2 separate regions of the Homo sapiens genome follow, and region 1 is linked to region 2. Evidence: chromatin contacts called from ENCODE Hi-C or POLR2A ChIA-PET data. All regions are on one chromosome and are shown on one strand. The core of a region is the stretch at or near the end of the contact, and the rest is flanking DNA. Distances in the headings are between cores, read along the strand shown. Region 1 holds the start of CCR5 (C-C motif chemokine receptor 5). Region 2 has its middle 6.9 kb from the start of TMEM158.

Region 1 (3,144 bases), core at 162-2,661, 1.2 Mb before region 2:
ATCACACTATGTTGCCCAGGCTGGTCTCGAACTCCTGGGCTCAAGCGATCCTCCTGCCTCAGCCTCCTAGAATGCTGGGATTACAGGCATGAGCCACCATGCCCGGCTGCAACTCAGTCTTAACATTTTTATTGACGCTAGAGTTAGCCCACAAAGAACATGCACTATGAGCAAGCCAGTAATAATTAAGAGGCCTCGAGGGCACATACTGGATGCCAATCACTGTTCTAAGCATCATACCCATTCATTCATTTAATCCTTAGGGCAACCTTATGAGGCAGGAAATATTTTTCACATTTTGCAGACAAGGACCTTGAAGCACAGAGAGGGTGAGTAACTTGCTCAAAGCCACACAGCTAGTAAGCAACCGATTTTGAATGCGGGAAGCCTGCACTCTTAACTACCATGCTACCCTCCCTCTCAGTCCTCGAAAAGAGAATTAAAAGGCAAGACCATCAGATGTTTGGTGACATGATGTAGTCAGAGTGAAATGGCCGGGTGCCCAAGTCCCAGGGAAGGTCATAGATGACAACAGCCAATTGTAAAATCCTCACATTTTCTGTGAAGTTTGTGTTTGTAGTTTCTGAGTTGCCACAATTAAGAGTTGTCATACATACCCAAGAAATAATATAATAAAAAATGTTTCGTCTGCCACCACAGATGAATGTCATGCATTCTGGGTAGTTTAGTCTTATAACCAGCTGTCTTGCCTAGTCTATTTAAGTTCAGCTGCTCTAGCTGAGAATTTTCTCTTATTAAACCCTGTGAGTCTCAAACTCCCTGCACCTTAGACTAGGCAGCTGAGAGAAGCCCCTAGAAAAGCTCATTTTTAATTTTGAACCATAAAGAATTATATACTAACTGTGCCATGAAACTGATATATTAGAGGAAAATTTTATTTGGCGTTTGTAATTTAATATTAATTTTGACCATTTTTAGGCTTCCCTCTTGTCTGGAGGAAAAAGAAAAAAGAGAACCAGACTTAGACACAACTTCTTGTGGGCACATATTCAGAAGGCATCTCACTGGAGAGGGTTTAGTTCTCCTTAGCAGAAGATAAGATTTCAAGATTTCAGCTAAGACTCATCTCTCTGCAAATCTTTCTTTTGAGAGGTAAGGATTGTTAGTTATTAAAATACTATTGCTCCCTTTAAAGTCTTTCACTCACAATCATGTTTTGTATCTTTGATGTTATAACCGTCTGAAACTCATTCCAAACTGTGACCCTTTCCTTATCTTAAAGATTATATTTTAAGATAATTGTATGAGCACTTGGTGTTTGCCAAATGTCTTCTATGGGTTTCCTGTAAAGTCTTTTACTCATCTCAGAAGCTAACTAACAGGCCAAGCAGCTGAGAGGTTACTTACCGGGGAGAGTTTCTTGTAGGGGAACGGATGTCTCAGCTCTTCTGGCCAGATGAGCTGTGCAAATCAATCATATAGACAGTATAAAAGTAGGAAATGCTGTTTCTTTTGAAGGAGGGTGGAGTTAAATCATTAAGTGTATTGAAGGCGAAAAGAATCAGAGAACAGTTCTTCTTTTTAAGTTGAGCTTAAAATAAGCTAGAGAATAGATCTCTGGTCTGAAGGTTTATTTACGGGCTTTTCTCACTGGATTATTTTGTTTTTGTTCTCTGCTCATCCCACTACACAGAATCTGTTAGAAAATATAAAGAATAAAGGATATCAGAGCTAGAAGAACATTTACATTCATCTAGTCAAAAGCCCACATTTTAGTAAAAGAAATTACTATCCAAGAAGCAAATGATTTGTACAAGATCACAGGGCTTTTCAACAGTAAGGCTAAAAGGTTAAGAAAATTCTGATTATCTTAAGAGTTGCTATTAATTAAAGCCAACTTAAACCAACTTTAAATGTAGAGGGGGATCCTGGACTTCACATTAACCCTGTGTCCCCTTTTTCTCCACTCTCCCCGTATCCCCTATCCCACCCCAACCCCCACACAGATGCTCACCACCCAATATTATTGTTCTCTGTAAACGGAAACAACCTGTTGTCTAAAGAGTTTTAACTATGGGCTCACGGGTGAGCTAAACAGGTTTCCCATCTTTTTCTGGACCCAGGATCTTAGTGGGGATTTTCACTCTGTTCACTATTTTGTTGCCCTTCAAACCAGTAAGCATTTATGAGGACTCACACTATGCCAGATACATAGGTGGCAGGATTCTTCACTCCAGATATAATCTATCTGAAGCTATGAGAAATTTTCCACATGACATAAGTATATGGTCAAGTTCAGGTTCTTTATGACTATACTATATACAGTCATATCAAGCTCTCTTGGCGGTTGGTGACATCTGAAAATCTCAAGTATTGTCAGCAGAGCTGAGAAGACAGCAGAGAGCTACTCCCGAGCCACAAGATGCCCTCTGGGCTTCCGTGACCTTGGCTCTAGAATAAAAAGCTTTGGCTTGTGATCTCTAAGAAGGCAAATGAGACCCCAAACAGCAAAATTACGTGCCCCCAATCCTACAGAGGCAGACTAACCCAGGGGCTAAGCCAGTGGCCTCTGTAGTCAGACTGCCAAGCTTGAAACCTGTCTTACCCTCAGCTTTCTCGTCTGGGTATTGGGCTGAATGACAGTAGTCATTTCATGAGTTGTTGGGAGGATTCTATGAGGCATCCACGGCCAGCATCTAGCACATACTATGCACTCAGTAAACATCAAACTCTTAGTTACTCTTTCAGCAGTCCTTTGTCAGAGAGAGTTTATTTGATCAAATCCTAATAAAATTGGTTCACCGGAGTCTCTGTCTATAGCAGATTAGTTTCAGCAAACTAGAAGCTGAAAAGGTAAAGCTAATTGCTGGTGCTTGGAGAATAGAAAGAAATGACTGCTTGGGAAAAGCCAGAACAGTATAGAAATAGCCCAGCGATCAAGACACCCCCACCCCCGCCCCATATAGGGACATATGTCTGTGCTACAACAGAGCTCAGTAACATAATCATAACAAGGACAGCGAATCATCGAGAAAATGTTCTAGTTCATCCCATATGTGCAATTCAAAAGGCATTGATTAAGAACTGCAGTCATGCTGCTGGGTTTAACCTCCAGCTTCATTACTGCTACTTGGCTCTGACCAAATTATTGAAGCTCTGTGCCTTAGTTTTCTTAACTGTAGA
Region 2 (3,242 bases), core at 558-3,057:
TGTCCAAAGGTGGCAGGAGTTCTGCCCTTTGGAATCCTTCAGGGACCCAGATTATGGGGACTCTGGCTCAACAAGGTGGCCGCCATCATCTAGGTAGGAGGAAGCAAATCCTGGAGGGTCTCACACTGGCAATTCAGTATGCTCCAGGCAGGAAGTCACGTCCTTTCTGCTCATTGATGAGAATTGTCATGTGGCCCCACCCATCACAAGGGAGCCAAGGAGTTCACATTTCCCGGTGGCCAAAGGGAGAGGAAAACTGGCATCAGTGAGCAACATTAATGATAACCACGACTTTCAGCACTGCCATACCTGTGTGATCTGTGGCCACCCAGAAGAATTACAGGACTTGGTTTGGTGAGTAGACAAAGGATCATTCTAGAAGTGCTGGCTCTAGACTCTCCTCCTCTGACACCCATGCCACCTGGCCATGCTGGAAGCTACCTGCTGCTCCTGGGGCATTTGACAGACAATGGCGGTATCAGCTTGGTAGCTTTCCAAAAATAGAGGAGGGGATATCCCTAAAGAACTTAATCTGGAAGATTTGCACTCTGGATCCCCACGGTCTAGGAATCTTGAGGGATAGGAGAATAGTTAGAAACAAAATGGGGAGCAAGGAGAGTGTGTCAGAACAAGCATCTCGGCTCTCCTGGCCTAGCCCCTCCTCCAGATTCATTAACATCAGGGGCATGAAGAGGTGGGTCTTCACTCTCCTATTCTCTCCTTTTTCTGGGGGCCAATATCCTCCATTTCCCAGCTAGATTAAGAGGTTTTGAGCTAAAAGGATTGGGAGAGTTAAGAGCAATGTAAATGGCATTCATTTCACAGCTAAGCCTTTTCCTCTGGCCGGAGAAGCCACTAGGAAAAGGAGGGGATAACAGAGGCTAACTGCCCAAATTCACCCAGCTCACTGGGGCTGGCGGCCCTTGTGTGCACCTTGTCATGGGTGCTCAGTGGGGCCTATTCCTGACTACCCTCTGGTCTCTTGCTGGTAGACCTTCTGTTCAGCCCCCGCCCCTTCAACTCCCCACCCCAGGGCAGACTGGCTCTATAGACAGTGCCTTCGCCCTTCCCGGCTCTGCTGCGCCTCTTCTGGGACATCTCTCCCAGTGCAATACAGGGCTCATTCTGGGCTGGGAGTGCCGAACCCCTTCACCATGTGTGGGACTGCTGGGGAACAAACCTTAAACTGGAACACGGCTGCTTACTGCGTCCACTGTGGGCAGGCACTTACCAGACATCACCTTCCCTTCTTGGGTCTTCCTTGCTGGGTCTTTGGTTTTAGGGCAAAACTGCTTTGTGCAGCCTCCACACATGAGGAGACGCCTAAGGTCCGCTGGATTCTCCTCACCAAGGCTCCATTCTGCGGGGATTCTTGTTCTTGGTATTTTCTCTGGTTCTTACCCCAAGTACAAGTTTCCTACTTGCCTCCAGCTCTCAGACATTTTCAAGACGCTCACCCGTCTGGTCTTACCATCTCCCATTAGCTCTAAGTAACTTAATTTTTTTTTTTTTTTTTTTGAGACAGCATCTCACTCTATTGCCCAGGCTGGAGTGCAGTGGCACCATCTTAGCTCACTGCAAACTCTGCCTCCCAGATTCAAGCCATTCTCCTGCCTCAGCCTCCCAAATAGCTGGAACTACAGGCACCTGCCACCACACTCGACTAATTTTATATTTTTAGTAGAGACAGTTTTCCCTATGTTGGGCAGGCTGGTCTCAAACTCTGACCTCAAGGGATCCGCCCACCTTGGCCTCCCAAAGTGCTGGGATTACAGGCATGAGTCACCGTGTCTGGTGAGTAACTTAAATTTACAAATTTTTTGTCCATTCCCCACACAGCAACACTGTCCTCGGTCAGCTCCTGCTGTTTTCTTTACAGCCAAGGTCTCTGCAGACAGCAGGCCCCCATGCTTTCGCCGCAATCTTCTGTTTCTGGTCTTTCTAAGAGGCTGCCTTCTTTTCTGCCCCTCACTTCCAGCTATCAAGATCACATAACCCTCAGCCCAATCGATCCAGCCAGTGCACCATCCCCTCCAAGCCTAGGCATCCTCCAAGCCTGTGCTGACACTGGATGCTTTCTGCCACACCCCGGGATGGGACAAGGCCCAAGGTTATTTTGAGGAGGGTGGGGATTTCCTGTGGTCGTCTGAGGACAGGTGGCATGGCTGTTCACTCAGGACAATTAAAGGCCTTTCTCCTCGTCTCACCCTTAGTATTTTCCTGGCGTTCTTATTGCCTGAGCATTCCCAGGACTGTCTCTCAAAGCACTAGAGTGCTGCCAAAGATGCATTCTTTTGTGTGCTTTCACAGGATCAGTGATAAAAATCAAAATGATTGGCATCTTGATAACATGCCAAGGCCTCATTTTGACTATGGAGACAACATGCCTCCCAGCAAGCTTTTTTGGCACTCTAGAAAATAACCTACCTTCCAGGTGCCCCACCAGGACCCCTTTTGTTCTGTGATTAGAGTCCTTGCTGGGCTACTGGCAGTCCTATCAGACTTCCTGAGGGTCAGTGGGCATGGGACAGAAGGCTGCTGGCCCTATCTCTCCAACCCCCCAAATACCCCAACCCCAATCTAGAGGTCAAGTGGCTGCAGGTTGGAGAAACTTGTTTAGAACCTGACAGAGCCCCCAGAGTCCCCTTGCGATGGCACTCCAGGCCCCTCTGAGCCACCACTGTTACCAATGCACTTTTCTATCCCGGGGGTAACATTTGTGATTTCCAGCCTACCTATAGGGCTGCCTTCTATGGTAGCCACTCTGGACTTAAATCATGATCCACACTGTGTAAGGATCTAGAACTGTGGTCTTGCTATTGTAGTACCTTGGAATCTTATTTCAGAATATTTATGATCCTCAGGAATTCCCTGGCTCAAGTTAATTCCATGTATTATTTGTTCTTGCAAGATAGATGCTGATTTTCTTACCATAGAATTTAACATTACGCCCTATCTTCCCTCCTGTGTTTCTAGATAACTCTGCAGCTGCTGAGGGAGGACTACACTAGAAAATAGTGATAATAATAAATATGATTATTATACAGTAATCATAATAAATATGATTACTAATAACGGTTCCCTTGGACTGGAGAGGGAAGAAGCAGAAGAAATAGAAGGAAAGGCAATAACTAAGAGGAGAGAAGGAAAAGAGAATTGAAACATCAGCTCTAAGAACAGAAAGATGATCCCCTTTCTCATCAGCCCCGCACTCGCACAAAATGAGAGACCCAAATGCTCCC

The links. A loop is a pair of places that touch in the nucleus more often than their neighbours do. ChIA-PET counts read pairs that join two places held with the same protein, here RNA polymerase II (POLR2A).
Region 1: a loop to region 2 is called in a map of posterior vena cava, with 16 times the contacts of the local background. The contact joins the promoter of CCR5 here to the enhancer-like site in region 2. A Hi-C loop is called at or near these places in 1 of 168 maps with a recorded cell type or tissue (posterior vena cava). POLR2A ChIA-PET finds 5 or more read pairs at or near these places in 1 of 52 experiments (CD8-positive, alpha-beta T cell).

The regions. Positions count from the first base shown.
Region 1 is chr3:46,369,213-46,372,356 of GRCh38, reverse strand. CCR5 (C-C motif chemokine receptor 5) reads right to left here and starts at 1,411. Exons shown (of 2, transcript NM_001394783.1): 1 at 1,369-1,411. It overlaps CCR5AS (CCR5 antisense RNA), which reads left to right. Exons shown (of 4, transcript NR_125406.2): 3 at 940-1,113.
Region 2 is chr3:45,217,741-45,220,982 of GRCh38, reverse strand. No RefSeq gene overlaps it. Among named protein-coding and RNA genes, the nearest start is that of TMEM158, 6.9 kb to the left of the region's middle. Within about 2 kb of position 1,807, at least 3 of the 41 ENCODE cell types and tissues checked have a DNase peak (open chromatin) inside an H3K27ac peak, as active enhancers do.